Regions from separate parts of the Homo sapiens genome. Here region 2 is linked to region 1. A link is an interaction called in ENCODE POLR2A ChIA-PET data of the cell type or tissue named here. Cell type or tissue: GM12878. All regions are shown on one strand. Each heading gives the region's core, and the rest is flanking DNA. Links, peaks and the distances in the headings are about the cores only.

Region 1 (8,395 bases), core at 2,324-4,823:
TTGTTCATTTAACTGAAACATATTACTGAGCACCAATGTGGGACATCATGCTAGCTACTTTTGAGGATAAGTACAGATCAGATGCATTCTGCCCAGGGGGTTTATCATCTAGTATAGTAAATACAAGAATCAAGATAATGTAAGACATTCTTTTCAATGTTGTATGACGTTACAATGATCTTTAACGTGCCATGTGGACTCAAAAGAAGAGAGACTGCTTCCACTTTGGGGTGGTGGAAGTAGGGAAGTGAAAAACACTTAAAGAGAAGATAGCAATCCTTCGGTTGGATAGACACATACGAAAGATACCATGAGTTAGATTTACCCAAGTTAAGAAGAATAGGAAGCATTATATAAATAATGAATGTAGTATCTGTCAACCTACAAAGTATTATAAATGCCACTTTCCCAAATACATTAGACAATGGGTAAAGTGAACTTCTCAGCCTCAGTAGCTGTCAGGGTAGAAAAAAATAGGTAGCATCTTAGACTAAAAGTTTACCGTTAGTCTAGTTTCTAAGCTGAGCACATAAGTGCTCATGTAAATTCACACCCATTCCAAGGCAGTCAGGAAATAGTATGTCTAACTTAGACACACTAAGAATTAATTAACTTTAATTAGGCTTATAAGTCATGTCCACAGCAACAAAGGTTAGATAAGAAAGATATTCTTCCACCATTTTTTTTTTTAAACAAACAGAACTGACTAGCATGAGACCAAAGGTCTAAGTACAAGTCAGAAGCAAACCATCAGGACGTTGTTTCTCACAGCCCAATACGCTGAACATTTCTTCAGCACTTATTGTTTTCAAAATAATAGGGGGCAAATAAACAAATAGGAGGATTGCCCCTAAAAGATGTAGAGGAAGGTCAACAAGACATAGAGGTTCATAGGATCACTTGTTAACTGTCTACCAGACTAGGTTACTGGATAAAAACGTGCCCAGGCACTCTGTTACCAGGTTATCTGCATACCTAGGACTCGTTCTCCGAGGCCCCCCAGCTCCAAATAGGCGTTCTGAAAGGCGTCTTTCAGCTCCTCATCCAGGGGCTGCTCCTTGCCGTGGAGGAGGATAGAGCTGCAACGGTCTAGGATCCTTTCTGGGGCGCCCTTCATCACCAACAGGTGTTGGGGCTCCGATGTGTTGGGGTTCTTATGAATAGACAACTGTGAAGGATTGTTGAGACATAAACATTGGATGGTTGGATGTGTGGCAGTCCATGGTGGAAAACAAAGCTTCACTTACTATTTAGTATTTGCTATAAAAGACCCAAGATCCCTTCTTTCTGAACTCTGAAGTATCTTACACCTGTAACATACTTTGAATGCTACAGAAAAAAAAAAAAATGAGCACTATGATATATTCATAAATTCCTGACATTTGTTCACATTAAAAAAGAACATACGAAATTTCAGAACACAGGGATTGGGGAACACTTGTGTACACATACCTCCAGCCACCTCCCCACATGCCCACACCCACCCCAAACCACAAGTATTCAAAAGGGCTCAACAGTGTTTTGCAAGAGGCTTCATTTATCCTGCTGATATTCAACTAAATTATGGCATTCTATGGTAATCAAGGGCAAAATTTAAAGCTAAAGCTTATAAAACTCCAAAGGGAGAATATTTCCTCTTCCTGCTCATGTACCTCCCCTCTTTGTCCCCCAGCTTGCCCTCGCCCTCCGTGTACCCATCGATCTTCAGACCTGGTACTTGTTGGTGGAGTTGAAGGGTATCTCGACGATTTTGGCGTATCTTTCTCTCATCTCCTTCACGGAACCACAGCACAGCTCTATGCACTTTAAGAGTGCTGACTCAGAGGCATCTCCTGCAACTGCCCGCTGTGAACAGAGACATCATCTGTAAATTATCTCCAAAAAATTTCACTGAGGCATCACTAAAAAACAGGAAAAATAACTCAAGACACATTCCAATCTTGTCAGAGGTAGCAGAGGATGGGCAAGAAGGAAGCAGCGGTGTTAAGTGGGACAGGAGTCCCTCTAGCCCCGACCACTGCTGTTCACAGTGCTTCAGACTCAAACCCCAACGTCCTTCCCCACCCCACAGCAGCTTCTAGTGAAAGAAGGGTGTGGGAAGGTGTCACCTTCCCTAGAAGAGGTATTAACACACCCTTCCAACCTACTGCAGTCTATTTCTATCTTCCCCTGGCCTACTGAAAAGTCTCAAAGCCAATGCTATTCCCAACTACCTACTTCTGGTTACTTATCTGAAAATACCAAGTGAGAGATTAAACATTTATAGCACCTTTCATTACCGTAGAATTCGTAAGAAAATGCTTAAGGTCTCAGGACTGGGGACAAGCTGCCTGTGTCAAGGGCAAAGTAGAAGACTGTGCATTCTAATCATAACTGTGCAAAATTAACTGGGCCTGAAGGATGTGAACTGAAAGCTATTACCAACTCCAACAGTAATAAAATCGAACCACGTAACATTTTAGTTAAAGCCCATGCTTCAGTGACACACATATTTTCTATGATACATGATGACACACTTATATTTTGACATACTGAAAGCATTTTCAGTTGTAAACAAATTTTATATAGGTAAACCTTTTAGAACCTTAACATGTAAGGCTGCATATGCAGATGAACAGATCAATGCTCAGAAGTATAGCAGCTCCACAGAGCAAGAAAGTTGGCTGGGTTTGGAAAGAAACACAAAATAAGTGGGGGACATTTTAAATAAAAGCCACTTATTTTAATAAAAGCCATTTTTAATAAAAGCAGAATAGGGCTGCTTCTCCCTCCCCGCTTTTTAGTAATAATGCCATCAACATGGCCGAACTCCAGAAATACTTGGAATACAGCTTCTGCTACCTTTCTGGGGTTTTTTAATCAGGAAAGATTTGATACTTGTGGGACCTGATGCTCAAAGCCTAGAACATTTCCACTTTGAGGTAAAGAAAAACATGAAACATTTATCTCAAGTTTTATCCTCAAGATACACAACATTATCCTCAAATCAACATCAATTCAATGCCAAGAAAATCTCCTTTGCAGAATAAATGAACCCTATCCTCATCACAGAAGGCATCTGAGTTACATCCAAGCCATATTCCCTTTGGCAACTTAGTTTATACCCACAACTACTACAGGCAGCTTCACAGAGAATGTGGGACCCAGAGAGCCTCACATAGCTTTCTTCTCCTACAGGACTTTGTACAATTCATGATCCTTCTGAGACTGCATCTTCACTTGGGCAGCATAGTAAAATCTCAATCATTTCAAACTGCATCAGAATTCCACAGGCTAAGGCTGGGCTTATTTTGGCCTGGAGCTTATTTTTACATCATTAGTAAACAAGCTAAGAACCAATAAGATAAGATAAGCTGAGCTATTTCAGGAAAATAAATGGCTTAAAGGAGTTACTGGAATCTACTGTATCCTAATATGCAAATACGATTATGGAGTCACTGCAGCCCTCAGCTCTCACTGTCCACTAGGTTAGGTGATAACATATAAACTCAAGAGTAGTAAAAGCAGATGAATTAGGTTTTTCACCAATAAAGACTGTCTTCCGTCTCCTCCCCTCCCACTTTGGTCAGATTTTTACTGCATCTTCCCTTTTTAATCAACCTATATGGAGCAGGGGGTCCTATAATACATCAGGATCTACAGGCAACACAATGTAAGTTACACACAGCAAAGTACTGCACAGACCACTCCAGGTGTTCTACAGTGAACAGTCACACAGACCACAAAGGTAATTTGCTACTTTTAACACTCAAATGGCAGTTCTCATGTGCTGTCTACATCCCTCCATTAGTTAACTCTTGAGCATACCTTAAGAATAGGTAGGTTTTCCTGGTTAGCCTGAAACACTGCCCTGTTACAAAGACCTGCAATTCTGGACAGAGCAAGCCAGGTAGCTGAAGTCTTGTCAAAAGAGACACCTGATGGAGGCAAGAAAACACAACAGAACAACAATGCATTAACTTCAAAGGCTGTGTTCTCAGTTCTCCTATTAAAGTCCCATAGAAATCTGCAGTGATACATCTCATTTCCCAATTAATGAAACCAATCACATTTTAGGCATTCTTCAGTCACGTTTGTAGGGCAATTTAAAGTTTCTACTGACATGCAAAAAATCAATATCCCATACCCTTGACTCTTCACTAAATGATAAAAAAAAAAAAAACAAAAAAGAAAGAAAAAGCTGCCATGAGCTTAAAAAAAAAAAAGAAATTTCATGCAATTTCTTAAAAGAAAAAAAACCAAGCGAAGTCAGCAGGTGGCTGAGGTGTGTGGTAACCCTGGCCTTACCACTCTGATTCTCTGTCGTATCAGCTTCATGGATTTGATTGTCAAACCACATGTGGGCCACTGTCATCCGGTTCTGAGTCAGAGTTCCAGTTTTATCAGAGCAGATGGTGGACGTGGACCCCAAGGTCTCCACAGCTTCTAAGTTCTTCACTAAGCAGTTTTTCCTTGCCATGCGTTTGGCAGTAAGTGTCAGACAGACCTAAAAAATATTAGGAAGATTATTACTTCACTCAACCAGGCTGGAATTCTATACAGATTCTTGCTATATCCTAATGTGGAAGAAATTTGTCTAAAATTAAATCTCTCCAACCTTCTTCTGAAGTTTGAAGAAATAATAAGGGGAACCCATACATGAGGCTTCCCCTTCCTTCCAGAAAAGCAATCTATTAAGAAAAATAATAACAGGATTCTACCATATTCTATCCCCCTACTTGATCCCAAGTTCTTCTCCTTTCTCCACTGCACTGTTCAGGACCACGTGATAATTTAAAAGCAAAATGTATGCTTTGGGGTTATCTTACGTATAAACAAATGCTGAGGTTTTCTCACTGTCAAAATTCACCACGTGATGTGGCTCTCAAGAAGAACTATATCAAACATCCAGAATAAAACATAAGTTGGCAATACCTTAGAATAGGATAGCGGAAGAGTGTAACATTCGTGCAAGCTGATCTGAGTCAGGGTGACCATCACCTGCCTCTTACCGTGACAGTGGCCAGCAAACCTTCCGGCACATTGGCTACGATGATACCGATGAGGAAGATGACAGCCTCAAGCCAGGTGTACTCAAGGATGAGAGAAAGGATGAAGAAAGACACACCCAGGAACACAGCCACACCCGTGATGATGTGGATAAAATGTTCAATTTCTGCAGCAATGGGGGTCTGGCCTCCTTCCAGCCCAGAAGCAAGTGTGGCAATTCTTCCCATCACAGTGCGATCCCCAGTGTAGACAACAATACCACGTGCGGTGCCTTAAAAAGAAGGGGAGGGAGAACTGTACCTAATTGTATCTAACCTGAAGGAAGCCACGGATTTTACACAATTACATAGGATGACTAAAAAAACAAAAAGAGTTGATAAAAGCACTTTTTAAGGGCCAGCTCTTTGGCTGTACATGCTGTTTGGCAAAGGGACTTCTCTCCAGTAGCAGGACAGCAGCTCCAACACCCATGCCAGACTGGTGTTGTTGACAGAAGAGGCAGGGTGGAGGTGGAGGGAAGGGAAACTGCCACAAGGTTTCCTGCCAGCTAGGAAAACACCTCTGCTCTGTGCTTGACACAAGTTCTCAGAAATGGAGCCAATAAAACAAGAGATTGTGCCTATGGTTTTGATTTTGTTAATGCCCAAGAGAAATACCACGCCATGCTCAAAGTGCCCAAAAATGGCCTACCTTCAACACAATTGGTTGAAAAGAAGGCAATGTTCCTCGTCTCCAGGGGGTTTTCATTTGTGAAATCTGGAGACCTAGTCTGGGGTTCTGATTCACCAGTGAGCGAGGAGTTATCCACCTATATGTGAGGAAAAGAAGAAAAATGTCATGTGAATACACCAGCCTTATCATGGGCTACTGTACCCCTCAAATCAAGCTGCCCGAACAGCAGAGCTAGCTATGAGGTTTGTTAAAATAAAAGAGCTACCTTGCAGCCATTTGCAGATATGATTCTGAGGTCAGCAGGAATTCGGTCTCCTCCTTTTACTTCCACCAGATCCCCAACCACAACTTCCTCCGCATTTATGCTCATTTTCTCACCATTTCGAATCACAAGGGCTTGCTTTGGAAAAGAAACAATTTACACCGTTAGTATACCAACAAAGAGAAGGTAGTGTCCAAAACAAGAAAATAAAAATAGTCATAATCCTAATTACCTGAATACAAAACAAAGATATTATTCACTTTTTTATTTACACAAGTTACAAAAGCTTGCTCGCCAGTTTAAGAGATATTGCTGTTACATGGTGTGCCTGTATTCAGAGTTTACATTCAAAAGAAAGGCTACCACTTTTTGGATAGAAGGAAAATAGGTTGGTTTTGGGTGGGGTAGAAGACATCCATCTCTCTGATGAGTCATGTAATACTTGGAAAACCTTAACTTCACACTAATTCACAGGCTGACATGCTTGGGGCTGTCAAGTCATCCACTGGGGAAGGACAAAGCGTCTGGTACCTGAGGGACCATGTTTTTGAAGGATTCCATGATCTTTGAACTTTTAGCTTCTTGATAGTAGGAGAAGCAACCAGTTATGATTACAACGGCTGATAGCACCACACCCAGGTACAGCTGGAAGGGAAAAGACAAGTTAGGGCCCGTGGCTCTACACAATAATTAGGGACATTCAATTAATTTTTTGACTGAATAAAAAACAGATTTTTAATAGAGAAACCAAGATTTCAGAAATATAGAACTCATGTTTTCTTATTTATCCTTCTAAAGACCACACAGGAAGGGTCAGAAATGGAGTCAGGCACACCAACACTTGATCACTAACTGGACGTTTGGAAAGGTTCTAGATGCATCAGTTTCTCCTGCTTTATAAAACAAAGATTGTTTTTCAACCAACTTGTGGATTTTGAAGAATGGCCACCAAGCATTTCTGGACAGGTGGATGTGCCAACATGAATCGCTGTGCTCTGCCATCCAGTGGGTGGCGGCCGGGGCCTGAGCAGAGCTGCCTGCTCACAGCAGCACATGCAGGTGGGCATCCCACTTGTAAGAGCATCTACAACGTGGGTGGTAGAGAGAGGAAATGGAAACGAAGGAAGAATGGATGAGCCTTGAAGGCAACAGCTGTTCATAACCATTAAGTAATGAGTTCATAACCATTAAGTAATGAGTGGTAATTGAGAAGAAGTGGGAGACAAAGACGGAGAAGATATCTGATGTGTACTACAAATCCATATGCTGAATTACAGAACTCACATTATCGTTTTGAGGTTCCTCTTCTGTAGCAGCTTGGATGCTATAAGCCAAGAAACAAAGAATCGCTCCAATCCACAGTAACATTGAGAACCCCCCAAAGAGCTGCCGACAAAACTTGATCCATTCAGGAGTAGTGGGAGGGGGAGTGAGGGCGTTGGGACCATCTCGCGCCAGGATCTCAGCTGCACGAGCAGATGTTAATCCCTGAGAAGCAGTGGAATATAAATAAGGCAAACTGTACCAGCACTTACAAGGCAATATACCTACCTGGTAGCTGGACGGTTGCAATAAGGATTTAAGGAAGAAACAAAATGTCCCAAGCTAGAGAGCCAAGGTAAAACCTAGCAAATTCCTCCATGAATAATTCTGCTGATGAGCCAGTCCCCACAGGGTTCAGGCAAACAATAGGCCCAAGGAACTCATAACACCCAGATTAAAACTCTTTAAATTGATCCATCAATAAATTTGAATTCAGCCTGGTTTCTTCTAAGTTTTAGATCAAGGGATTAATGCCAAATTGCATTTCTGCCAAAAAGGTATCTATTTTCACAAATCCATTCAGTTTTGCAAATTAAGAGCTTTGGGTTTTCTGTGTATTGATTTTGTCGGGAGGGGAAAAAAAACCCCTCTACAAACATCAAAGGAGAAAAAAACTTCCTGTAGAAATCCTTTGGGTTAACAGCCAAGTTTTAAATATACAGCTTGATTCTTTGCTTGTCTGGCAGGGAAGGGCTCACCTCCATGTGCATTTTAGCCACCTCCCAATAAACCTGTTGACTGAAAAGTACTCACTGGAAAAAACCACTCTACTAAAGCCTGCTATTTTTCTAATGGGCCTTAAACCCAAGATTCACTGACAGCAGGCAATTACATATAAGCTCTCATTAAGAGAGGAAAATATGATCACTTTTATACTCTCAAAATAACAAGTCAAAAAAAAAATAAAATATTTTTGTCTAAAGTATCTATTTATCTGTGTTTTGTGCTCATGTTACCAAACATTTGAGTGCTATCTACATGCCAGGAACTGAATTCAGTGCTTTAATTAACTTGTTTAATTCTCATGACAATCCTTTTTTAGGCATTATTAACCTCATTTTATAAGTAAAGAAATAGACCCGCAGCATTTGAGTAATGGGCATAGGTCGGAGAGAGCACACTTCATTAAGACTCTAATAAAAACTTAAG
Region 2 (12,860 bases), core at 5,958-8,457, 150 kb before region 1:
AAATTTGTGTGACACACTTTACTCTGATATTTACATGATTGCTGTTGTCTGGGACCAAACCCACGGTATCTTCAAGCTATACCTGTGTGTATCCATTATATGTGATACATGTTTGTATCTATTTGACTATATGAGAGAAAAATATTGAAAGATGTATTCTGATTTGTTAATGTAGATTATAGAACTGGAGATTGTTATGGGGTTAAGAGAGTGGGTAAGGCACCCAGATAAGAGGACTGAAAAAATACTTATATGATCGTTTTTCATTAGTGTAAAGTTGTATGTATGTGTCTATGTATAATTTATGTTTTAAAATACATTTTTTAAAGAAAGAGTTACTCTTATTTTGTCCCCATCCTGTTTGAAACTCTTCTATGGCTTTCTTTACTTCAATACTAGAATTGTGTTTGTTTGATGCCTTGCAAGGGCTGGCTGTGCTTGTGTATGCAGCTCGGCTTATGCTACTTTTCTCATGCCATTGCTCCTGCTTCAAGGTCTGCATAATTGTTCTCTTAATGGGGACCTGCCCTGCTCTCCTGGGCATAGTTAACTGCTGCTTGTGCCTCAGAACTTCTTTTAGGGAAGGGAACTGCCTTCCCTAACCCCTTGTTAGTTCCCTAAGTAAATGTTCTTATTGACACCTGATGCTTTTACTTAGCAGCAATTATCACAGTTGCAGTTGGGCATTGTCTAATTATTTGTGTAAATTCTGCCTCCCCTAATAGAATGTCAACTCTAAGAAGGAAGGGACGGTGTCTGTCTTGTTCTCAAGGATCTTATATAGAATAGATGCCCAATGAATATTTCCTGAGTGAATGAATAAATGAATCCCATCCTGAATGTGGGACCACGCTGTTCTGAAAGGGCACTGACCAAGGAGTCAGACAATGTGTGTTCTGGTCATTGTGCCGCCATAAACTTGCTGAGAGACATGGAGCAAGGTGATATGCCTCTTGGAGCCTGCTTTCCTACCTGTAAATGGGGTTAATAACACCTACTGCAGGTAGACATGGAGAGGGATAAAAAGGAATACAAGACAATGTGAACATATAACCAGCAGAGAGTAAGCATTCAATAAAATTGCCTTATATTTTTCTTGGTGTCTTGTCACTTCACCAGTGAAATGGGAGTAATTTGACTAAATAATTTTTAGAGTTTCTTCTAGTTCAAAATTATAGTTGACCCTTGAACAACATGGCAATTAGGGGCACCAACCCCTTGAGCAGTCAAAAATTTATGTATAACTCTTGACTCCCAAAAACTTAACTGCTAATAGCCTACCAGAAGCCTTACCAATAACATAAACAACACATATTTTCTATGTTATATGCATTGCATGTTGTATTCTTACACTAAATTAAGCTAGAGAAAAGAACTTATTAGGAAAAGCATAAGGTGTAGAAGAATGAAACTGGATCCTCATCTTTCACCTTATATAAAAATCAACTCAAGGTGGATCAAAAACTTAAATCTAAGACCTGAAGCCATAAAAATTCTAGAAGATAACATCAGAAAAACTCTTCTAGACTTTGGCTTAGGCAAAAGGTCATGACCAAGAACCCAAAAACAAATGCAACAAAAACAAAGATAAATAGATGGGGCTTAAATTAAAAAGCTTCTGTACAGCAATATAAACAATCAGCAGAGTAAACACACAACCCACAAAGTGGGAGAAAATATTCACAAACTATGTATCTGACAAAGGACCAATATCCAGAATCTATAAGGAAGTCAAACAAATCAGCAAGAAAAAAGCAAACAATCCCATCAAAAAGTGGGCCAAGGACATGAATAGACAGTTCTCAAAGGAGGATATACAAATGGCCAACAAACATATGAAAAAATGCTCAACATTACTAATTATCAGGGAAATGCAAATTGAAACCACAATGCAATACCACCTTACTCCTGCAAGAATGGCCGTAATTTAAAAATCAAAAAATAATAGATGTTGGCATGGGTGTGGTGGGAAAAGGGAACACCTGTACACTGCTGGTGGGAATGTAAACTAGTACAACCACTATGGAGATTTCTTAAGCAACTAAAAGTAGAACTACCATTTGATCCAGCAATCCCATTACTGGGTATCTACCCAGAGGAAAACAAGTCATTTTATGAAAAAGACAACACACAACATGTTGCACACAACATCTTTATAGTGGCACAACTCGCAATTGCAAAAATATGGAATCAGCATAAATGCCCATCAATCAATGAGTGGATAAAGAAAATGTGGGAGATATATATATATATGAATATGCCATAAAAAGGAACATAATAGGCCAGGCGCGGTGGCTCGTGTCTGTAATCCCAGCACTTTGGGAGGCCAAGGCGGGCAGATCACGAGGTCAGGAGATCGAGACCATCCTGGCTAACATGGTGAAACCCCGTCTTTACTAAAAATACAAAAAAAAAATTAGCCGGGCATGGTGGTGGGCGCCTGTAGTCCCAGCTACTCAGGAGGCTGAGGCAGGAGAATGGCGTGAGCCTGGGAGGTGGAACTTTTAGTGAGCCGAGATCACGCCACTGCACTCCAGCCTGGGGACAGAGCGAGACTCTGTCTCAAAAGAAAAAAAAAAAAAAAAGAACAAAATAATGGCATTCACAGCAACCTGGATGGAACTGGAGACCATTATTCTAAGTGAAGTAACTCAGGAATGGAAAACCAAACATATGTTCTAACTTACAAGTGGGAGCTAAGCTATGTAAGAATGATACAGTGAACTTTGGGGACTTGTGGAGAAGGGTGGGATGGGGATGAGGGATAAAAGACTACACACTGGGTACAGTGTACACCAGAATCTCAGAAATCACACCCAAATAACTAAAAAAAAAAAAAAAACTTATCCATGTAACCAAACATCACCTGTTCCCCCAAAACTATTGAGATAATAGTAATAAAAAAATTTAAAAAAGAAAAAAAAGCATAAGGAAGAAAATATACTTACTAAGTGAAAGTGGATCATCAAAGGTCTTCATCCTCATTATCTTCACGTTAAAGCAGGCTAAGTGGGAGGAGGGGTTGGTCTTGCTATCTCAGGGATGGCAGAGGCGGAAGAAAATCCACATGTAAGTGGACCCACACAGCTCAAACCCATGTTGTTCAAGGGTCAACTGTACTTTGATTTCTTCTGAGCTGCAGTCTCCCCTTTCTCTACCCTCACTTCCCTCCACCACTAGCTCCATTCCTGACTACTTTCTTCTACTGTTCTCAAGCCCAGGATACATCAGCTCTCCCTGGGAAAGACAAAAGACATCTTCATGCCGCCAGGGTATGGCAGTTTATCTCATACCTACTCTTTCACCACCACCCTGCCCTCTATCACTCATTGTTTCATTTACATTTATAAGACATTTTTGAGTTTCCACTATTGTGTGTGGTAGACTCTCACCCCTTGAATTCTGTACTTTTTCTTGTGCCTTCCCACATACTCTGTTGAGTGGAGGAAATAATGCATAATCGGCAAAGCAATGGAAAGATGCTGGTGTGTTTTTGAGGGCAGTTCCCCTTAATTAAGGGAGATGGGTTCTAAAAAGTCCTTGTAGATAAACAAATGGGTGATATTTGCTTCTTATCTGAAATTACTAACACAGTTGTCTACAACTGGTCATTCAGTGTTCTTGATTTCCCCTGTATTATTTCAATTACCCTAATTGCTACTAGGCAAAAACTTCAGTCAAATTTTAATTGCTCTTTAATGTTAACTTAAAATAGCTGCAGTTTTTTGTTTGTTTGTTGAGACAGGTCATGCTCTGTCACCCAGGCTGGAGTGCAGTGGCACAATCATGGCTGACTGCAATCTCTGCCTCATGGCTTCAAGTAATCCTCTTCAGCCTCCCAAGTAGCTGGGGACCACAGGTGTGTGCCATGCCCAGCTAATTTTTTGTACTTTTCGTAAAGATGGGGTTTCGCCATTTTACCCAGGTTGGTCTTGAACTCCTGAACTCAAGCAATCCAACCACCTTGGCCTCCCAAAATGCTGGACTTACAGGCATGAACCACAGGACCCAGCTGCTGTTCTCTCTTAACAAGAGACAAGTCCTAGAGCAAGATGCATTTAAACCCACTTTGGGGTATCAAAAATATCCCAATCTTGTGGTTCTAATAAATGTTTAACAACTAGGTTGGTATGGAGGTTCTGATGTGAAGCATTAGTCAGTTTCTGTGCTGTTACTAGATGTTCCCTAATAGGGCTGGGCAGAGATGCTAACAATTGGCTCATGAGGGCAGGTGGACCTGGCTCCAACCCACCACTGCACCCAATCCCTGAGTTCTTAATCTTCATCACACCCTCGACTTGCTTCCCAGCCATTGTTTCTGATCTCAGTTAATGATGCCTCTCAGTCAGCCAAGGAGACCTGACAGTCCCATCCACTTCCCCCACCCTCATCACTGAATCCTGTTGACTTCTCTCTCCAGCATCTCCTGAGTCTGTCCGCTTGTCTGTCCCCACTACAAACACCCTGCTCTGGTCTGTCCTGTCCATGGACTTCATTGCTACAGCATTGACTTTCATTATAATTTCCCTGCCTCTGTGCTGGCCCCTGTCAGCCGCTCTCTACTCTAAAGACAGTCAGCCTGCTGACACTTAAATTATGTTAGGCCAGTCTTGTTAAAAACCTTTCTGTGGCTTCCTCTCCATTAGGATCAGTCCAAACCCTTAGCGTTCCTTACTTTAGCACACATAGGCTGTGGGCTGGCCTTTGTCTGTCTTGTTCCCCACCAGCCACCCCTTGCCCTCCTCATTCTAGCTGTTAGGAATCACGTGTGTATCCTCAAGCACACCATGCTCTTTCTCCATTCAGGGCCTTCCTTTGGGGGTGCTGCTTCCTATATATCTGTATGATCATCTCTTCTTCCACTCCCCACCCACTCACCTACCCAGCCCTGCGGCCTAACTGCCTTTTATCCTTCAGTGATTTGCACGTTATGTCAGTTCCAGCATGACTTCCTTGGGGAGGCCCTAGACCAGGCAGCTCCCCTCATGCAGCCCCTGATGTAGAGCCTGCTCCCTGTCTTCTCCACACGTGAGGCTCCTGGAGGGCCTGGAACAACCCCATATTCCCAGCCCAGCCCGTACTACCTGGCAGATGGTTGGTGCTCCATGAATGTCGGGTCCATTTCTTGGATTTATGCAGGTCCCAGTTTTCTATTAAAGAGTAAGCTCCACATGGTCAAACATGTTCTTACTTCCTGTATTTTGTGTCAGCAGTTTGTCAGCTTAGCACAAAAAGTACCTGATGAATAATTTCTGCCACCAAAGTCATGTTGTTTTTTCTAACCAATTTTTTTTTCTCTCCTAGGTTTCATCAGCTGTTTTTCCCAACAAATATATGGTGTTGTGTATGGGAATGTAACTTTCCATGTACCAAGCAATGTGCCTTTAAAAGAGGTCCTATGGAAAAAACAAAAGGATAAAGTTGCAGAACTGGAAAATTCTGAATTCAGAGCTTTCTCATCTTTTAAAAATAGGGTTTATTTAGACACTGTGTCAGGTAGCCTCACTATCTACAACTTAACATCATCAGATGAAGATGAGTATGAAATGGAATCGCCAAATATTACTGATACCATGAAGTTCTTTCTTTATGTGCTTGGTGAGTATTCCATAAGTTGATTTGTTTAAAATGGCAAATTTCCATTTTTTTAGTCTGTTTTCAGAGACTAGCACAAATTAATGGTCTATGAGAAAAGAATTAGATGTTACCTGTTGTCAGGGTTTTCTCCTTTTCTGGTATAGAGGAGCTAGCTACTTTCAATTCCTTTGTCATTCCTCTGGGTGAGGAGAGAATCTAACCAAGGTGGGGAGAACAGTATCAGTTGTCTTACTAGGAATGTTTTGGAAAGAGATGTAGTGACAGCAGTTAGCTTAGAACTCTTTGGGCTCCACTGATAGATGTTACTCTATAAAGTTCCTGCTTCCCCACACAGCGGGGAGATTGTTTTTCCTCCTGCACCATTTTATTTAATTAATTTATTTATTTTGAGAAGGAGTCTCACTCTGTTACCAAGGCCAGAGTGCAGTGGCACAATCTTGGCTGACTGCAACCTCTGCCTCCCAGGTTCAAAGTGATTTTACTGTCTCAGCCTCCCAAGTAGCTGGGACTACAGGCCCGCACCACCATGCCCAGCTAATTTTTGTATTTTAGTAGAGATGGTGTTTCACTGTGTTGGCCAGGCTGGTCTCAAACTCCTGAGCTCAGGTGATCCACCCGCCTCAGCCTCCCAAAGTGCTGGGATTACACTCATGAGCCACCACACCCAGCTCCTGCACCATTTTAAACTGAAACTAGAGAGAGGGGACACATTTCTCCCTGCTTCTCACTGACACTCCTCCCTGGTCTCTAAAGCCCCTTTTGTGTTGCAGTCTTGTATAGGCCCCTGCCTCACATGCCAGTGTTTCTTGGTCATTTTAAGGCCTGCCTCATTTTCATTGTTTCTGACATTCCTGGTGTCTTGGTGGTTGCAATATTTAAATTAAAATTCTTTCAATATTGTCCTTGATCGCCTCTCCTGTAAGGATCTTTTCCTCTACGTTACCCACTACCCATGGATGTAACCGAGAACTCATCATTACCTCAATGTCAGGTGTCTCACTCTGACCACCATGCCCTGTCCTTGATGATGCTGATGCTGACAGTCCTTCACACACCTGATGTCCCTGCTGCCCTCCCTACTCAGCCTGAGTGCTGTTGTCACTCACTAGACTCAGTCCGTTGCAGACACACTTAGCTTCCTTGCTCCTTTGCTGGCTTGTCATACTCGCATGGCCAGATTACAGCTAGATTAAGTCCGCTGCTTTGCCTATTCTGTGCTCACACCCATGTGGTTGCAGAAAAATACACCACCCTACAAAGTCCTGCACTTTTAATTTCTCTAATCACTTACCTCAATTAAGTTGGTATTTCCTAGCCTGTTCACTTACCCACTCTCCTAGCAGTTACTTTTTCTCTCCTCAAATCTTGAATACCTCCTTCTCTAGACTGACTCTTCAGCTGAAGGCTTTGCTTCTTATTTCACTAAGGAGAATAAGCAATCAGAGGGCAATTTCCACAAGCTCTCACCACCTGCCTACCTTCCTACCCATACCTGAGCCTGTAGGCCCTGCTTTCTCTCCTGATATGAATGGACTTTCTGAGTTCTCACCTGAAGTTAAACTTTCCACGTGTGCCCTGGATCCCACCTCCTCTTGCCGTCCTCGGGAATATCACCCTAGTGCTTCTACCCACTCTCTCCTGATGAGAATTTCCCCCATAAGTTGATGGTTCATTTTAAGTGGCATACATATATACTGTCATTAAAACTTTCTCATGATCCCTGTACCCCTCCAGCCACCACCACCTGCTGTCTTCACTTTATAGAAAATCTCCTTGAAGAAGTTGTCCATATTCACTTATTCTGATCCCTTATATTCACTTTTAACCCACTCCAAATAGGCTTTCATCTGCACTGCTATGCCAAAACTCCTCTAGACCTCCTTGTTAATAAATCCAGTGGTTCATTCTCAGTCCATGTCATTCTTGACTTCTCAGCAGCTTTTGACATAGCTGATCACTCCCTCCTCCAAGTACTGTCTTCACTTGACATCCAGGATACCACCCTATTCATGTTTCTTTCTCTTTTTTCCTTGAGAGGGGGTTTCGCCCTTGTTGCCCAGGCTGGAATGCAATGGCGCGATCTCAGCTCACTGCAACCTATGCCTCCCGGGTTCAAGTGAATCTTCTGCCTCAGCCTCCTGAACAGTTGAGATTACAGGCATGCACCACCATGCCTGGCTAATTTTGTATTTTTAGTAGAGATGGGGTTTCACCATGTTGGTCAGGCTGGTCTTGAACTCCTGACCTCAGGTGATCCACCTGCCTTGGCCTCCCAAAGTGTTGGGATTACAGGTGTGAGCCACTGTGCCTGGCTTCACATTTCTTTCTAACACACTGACTATTCCTTTTCAGCTTCTTTTGCTAGTTTCCTTGTTTCCCCAACCTCTTAACACTGGAAACATCAAGGCTTAAGCCTTAGGTCTCTTTCCTTTTCTGTCTGCGTTCATAGCCAGTGGGTGAGCTCATCCCATGTCAGGGCTTTAAATATCATCTCAATGCTAATAATGTACAGATCTAGAGCTCTAGCCCAGAGTACCCCGCCGAGCTCCTTATGTGTATACCTGACTGCCCAGTGTACCTCTCCAGTCAGACATCTAATTGGCCTTTCAAATATCACAAGTCCAAAAGTAAGCTCATTATCTTCCCCTTAAAACCTGCTGCTCCTCCCCAAATCTTTTCCCTTTTGGTTAATGGCAGCCCCATCCTTTCAGCTGGTCAGTCTGAAACCGGGATGTCATCCTTGATACCTCTCTTTTTCTTGAATACCACATTCACTCTACCAGGAAGTTGTATTGGTTCTACCAGAATGATCTTTTTAAAACAGAAGTCAGATCATGTCACTCATCTGTGTGGAACTTTCTAATGGCCCCATCTAACTCTGTTAAAGCTAAAATGTGTAAAGCGACTTGCAAGGCTATGTGAGGTCTGACCCCTGTGGACTCTATTTAGACAAATACAGCTTGCTAAGATGTCAAAGTATCCTCTTAGAAGATTTCCTTGAAAAAGTAGAATCTTTGAAACATGGACATTGGGGATCTGATAATTTATAGATAGGGCCAACAAACAAGAGGATTGAGTCAGAATTTAGATCACACATTTTAAGAGCCCTTTTTATAGAGTTTGTAAAACTAATTCAAAACATTTGAATAAATTTCTCCTCTTAAACTTGATGAACTGTTTTAAAATAATTTAAAATATTCTAGGCCGGGCATTGTGGCTCAAGGCTATAATCCCAGCACTTTGTGAGGCTGAGGAGGGAGGGTTGCTTAAGCCCAGTAGTTCAAGACCATCCTAGGCAACATAGCAAGACTCCATCTCTACAAAAATAAAATAATTAACCAGGCATGGTGGTGCATGCCTGTAGTCCCAGCTACTCAAGAGGCTGAGGTGGGAGGATCCCTTGAGCCCAGGAGGCTGAGGCTGCAGTGAGCCATGATTGCACCTCTGCACTCCAGTCTGGGTGACAGACCAAGACCCTGCCTCAAAATAACTAGCTAAATAAATTAATTAAATAAAATATTCTATGGCACCTCAGCAAAGGTATGGTTTTGTTAGTCAGACCAACTGGATAGACCTTAGGAAGCCTGCAGAGGAGTAAAGTACAGGGGAGGTGAGTTTTGATCAGGAGGCAGTGATATTGATAGTATTGAGTGTGGGACTTAAAGTCCTGGTTTGAGAGTCTGGACATCAGCTTGTAGCAGTGGGGAGCCATTGTGTCCTATACTGGAGCAAGGAAGTGACTTGATAAAATACATTTTTGGAAGATTAATGTGATGGTGCATACTTATGATGGATTAAAGAGAGGAGATGTCAAGTTAGAAGCTACTATCATCCAGGTAGATAGAGGGTCCAAGAAAGAGTCTGCAAGATGTAGGTTTTGGTTGTAAAAAGACATAAGATGACTCTAGGTTTCACATCTGCATGATAAAATGATTGGTCATACTATTTTTTTTTTTTTTTAAGAAAAGAGGAAGTCATACTTCCTTGAGGTAATGTTAACACTTGTTTTAGTAACCTGGTAATCTTCTAGAGACACCAGACCTAATAGGAGACTTCCAGTGAGCATATTTTGGACAGGGGGATTTCCTGGCACTTCCTAAATTCAGGGCATCCACTTCCTTCTGTGTGTACATTGAGATCTGGCTTTCCTCCATACCCAAAAGTCCCCTTAAAATTTCTACTTCTGAGGTTTATTAGTCCTTTCCCATCTTTTTATGGACCTTCATCACATCTCAGATGATGATTTTTATGTAAGTAGAATTAACTGCCCTGTCCTTAACTGGGCTGGATTGATACTTGACCTTTACTAAAATTCGTGAAAATATACACATATTTCTATAAAATGTCATCAGATATGTGTAAGAAATTCTCATTTTTTACACAGCAGTGAACTCAATTCATTAATTATAAATTGACTAATTGTCTTAGGGAGGAAGTAGGCACATTTCTTGCCAGTTTAATGCTGCTTAAAGTAGAGGTATAACGAATATTTGTTAGATACAGCTGTGGTAAGTCCCACGGGCAGCAAGAAAATATGAAAGATTTATAGAAGGAAAAGATCTGAGGTGTAGAAACTGTGATCTAGGTGCTGCAGAAAGGCTTGCACACTTTTAGATGAGTTGGATAGGCACTTCTACCTTTGCCATCTGGCAACTGTTGTGTAATGAGATAGCCAGAAAGAGCTTCTACCTAGTCAAGGGAGTTCTAGCAACTTAGAAGATAATACTAACACTTCTTCATGTTTCCCCTGAAATTACTTTCATATTCTGTTTTTTTTCTTTTCTTTTCTTTTCTTTTCTTTTTTACAAACCCTGCATGTGGCACTCAGTCATATTCTGTTTGACCTTTACAGTGACCTGATACAGCATTCCCTTTCACAGATGAAAATAAGACAGTTTAGGAGTCCGTTTCTCTGTAAGTAGAACAAGAGACCTGGATGGATGCTTTCTTAAAACTCTTCCAGCTCCTAAAAGGACTGTGGCCCCAGGTCACACAGCAGGCCAAGGCTAAGGCTTGATCAAACCTCCCAACTCCTACTCAGTGACTCTTCTCATCATATCACATACCCTCCGGGGAGCCTCGGCTTCCTGGAGTTGGAAACTCACAGCCAATGGCCGTGTGCTCTATTACAGCTAGCATTTGTTAAGTACTTACTCTGTGCAGGCACTACATGTTAATTCATATGTTGATTATTATCTGTGTTAACTCATTTAATCTCATTACAGTCTGATAGAGTAAGTACTATTTGTGTCCTTATTGTAGAGAGGAGGAAACCTAGACACAAGGTGATTTAAGTAACTTGCCCAATGTCAAATGGCTCTTAGTCATGAAGCTGGGATATGCACTCAGGCAGCTGGGCTTCTGAGTCCATGCTAAACACCATACTGTACCTCTTTGGAGATAGCGGGTAGAAGAATTTACATTTTATTTGAAGACTGTCTCTCTGAATCTATCCTTCTATCCATCTGTCTCCCCATCTGTCCTGTACTGCTTGTGAGGAGCCATCTGTGTGCCTTGCATTATGTCATGTGCTGTGGTTGAAAGGTGAGTCATACCTAGTCTTTGCCCTCCAAAGATACACAGTCTCTGGGGCTGATGATGCACCTCTGTTCAGTTCAGAAAGTGCTGGATGAAAGACTAGACATTGGCAGAGCTAGATCAATACATTAGAATCTGCAACAGAACAAACAGGCCACATACATCAGAAGCACCTGGGATGGTGGGGCTCAGGAATCTGTATTTTTAACAAGCACCCTTGGTGATTCTTAGGCACCTTAAAATTTGAGAAATGCTTCAAAGGACCATTTCTAAGGAGGTAGAAAGCTTGGTTTTCTGCCCCTGAGAAATGCCCAGCCTAGTTACAGAGGCAGGCATAAGTATATGAAATACTGAGAACAGGCATTTTTGAACTATTCTGGGGATGCATGTTCCTTGGAAGTCCCCTGAGGGCTGCTATGGGGTGGGGTGGGCAAAAGGGACCAGAGGAAGTTAGGAGAGCAGGGCTCTAGGCTTTCAATTTTGAGTCAACTAGAGCAACTTCTTATCCATTGGATTGGATTGCCACTGAAGATTTAATTCTGAGAAATTCCACTGCTTAAAAGATGATTAAAAGTCTTTTTAATTAAAGAAAATCTTAAGGAAGTATGTAAGGACTTGTGTGAGCTAGATTAAACTTAAAAACTAGGAAGCCCCAAGTAGAAAGGGAAGTCAGTGTGTGACTCTGGTTTCTACCAAGGCAGGCTGGGTACTTTATTTAACTGAGCGAGAAGGAATTCAGGAGGAGGAGAAGATGGGGGAACCATTAAATGCTTTTATTTTTCAGATTATAATTGGAGCATAAGCATTAACTTGTCTTAGAAAACATCATTTTAAATGACAACATAGTATTCCATTATCTTGGTGAACCTAAATTTACTTAAATGCTCTTTTTAGTAGACGTTTATAATGTATCAATACTTTATTATCCCAGTGCTACCATGACCATTGTTGTATATTACATATGTTTTTGCATGTTTCCTCAGGCCTCTTATGATTAATTGCTGGAGGGTAGCTGAGACGCAAGAAGGCATATGAATTAACAAATAAATGACTCATAGGACAAAGTAATTAGCCTTGAGGCTTTTAAAGGGCAACAATGGCAGAATGTGACATGTTAGTGTCTTAACTCATCCTTGTAGGTCCATGCTGCCTTAGCCAATAGGAGGCACTTCCTAGAAGAAGGGTGGGAGTGAGGCCTCTGGACAGGCAGGTCTGTGACACATGCTGCTCCCTGCACTGCCTATTAACAGGTCCAGCCCAACCAATAGGCAGGGCCCGACAAGGCTCTGTGTAGCTCCACCTTTCACAAAATGTATTGAGTCAGATGTATTATGGACTTTCCTTTCACAAAATGCTTTGAGTCAGACGTGTTATGGAATTAAAATTTTTTTTTACATTTTGGAAAGGTAATACAAAGTATTTCCTCTGCATATTAAGCACCCCACTTAATTATGGGGAGCACCCTATGGGTCAAGCATAGGAACAAGTATTTACTTCATTCCTATATATTTAAAGACAAGGTCTCAGTCTGATGCAATCATAGCCCACTGTGTGTAGTGAGCTAGAGTGCACTGGCACAATTATAACTCACTGTAGCTTCAGATTCCTTGGTTCAAGCAGTTGCAAGTAGCTGAGACTACAGGCAGGAGCCATCATGGCTGGCTAATCTTTAAACTTTTTATAAAGACAGGGTCTTGCTATGTTGCCCAGGCTGGTCTTGAACT

What was found. ChIA-PET counts read pairs that join two places held together with the same protein. Peaks named below come from ENCODE experiments on the same cell type or tissue, not always from the same donor. Only the 100,000 strongest peaks of a DNase experiment are listed, where the experiment ranks them.
Region 2: POLR2A ChIA-PET joins it to region 1 with 7 read pairs; 2 of 35 experiments call an interaction of 5 or more read pairs at or near these places.

The regions. Positions count from the first base shown.
Region 1 is chr1:116,386,304-116,394,698 of GRCh38, reverse strand. It overlaps ATP1A1 (ATPase Na+/K+ transporting subunit alpha 1), which reads right to left. Exons shown (of 23, transcript NM_000701.8): 4 at 7,208-7,411; 5 at 6,455-6,568; 6 at 5,927-6,061; 7 at 5,680-5,797; 8 at 4,992-5,260; 9 at 4,288-4,486; 10 at 3,808-3,917; 11 at 1,711-1,845; 12 at 976-1,168. It overlaps ATP1A1-AS1 (ATP1A1 antisense RNA 1), which reads left to right. Exons shown (of 3, transcript NR_027646.1): 3 at 1,673-1,834. Among named protein-coding and RNA genes, the nearest start is that of ATP1A1, 17 kb to the right of the region's middle. RefSeq lists an enhancer at 4,414-4,473. In GM12878, for the core only: no CTCF peak of the experiment used is centred there; no DNase peak of the experiment used is centred there; H3K27ac peaks cover 1,001 bases.
Region 2 is chr1:116,537,049-116,549,908 of GRCh38, reverse strand. CD58 (CD58 molecule) reads left to right here. Exons shown (of 6, transcript NM_001779.3): 2 at 5,305-5,598. It overlaps LOC105378925 (a long non-coding RNA gene), which reads right to left and starts at 5,208. Exons shown (of 3, transcript XR_947739.2): 1 at 5,085-5,208; 2 at 2,949-3,031. RefSeq lists enhancers at 4,967-5,196, 11,254-11,323. In GM12878, for the core only: no CTCF peak of the experiment used is centred there; no DNase peak of the experiment used is centred there; H3K27ac peaks cover 2,500 bases.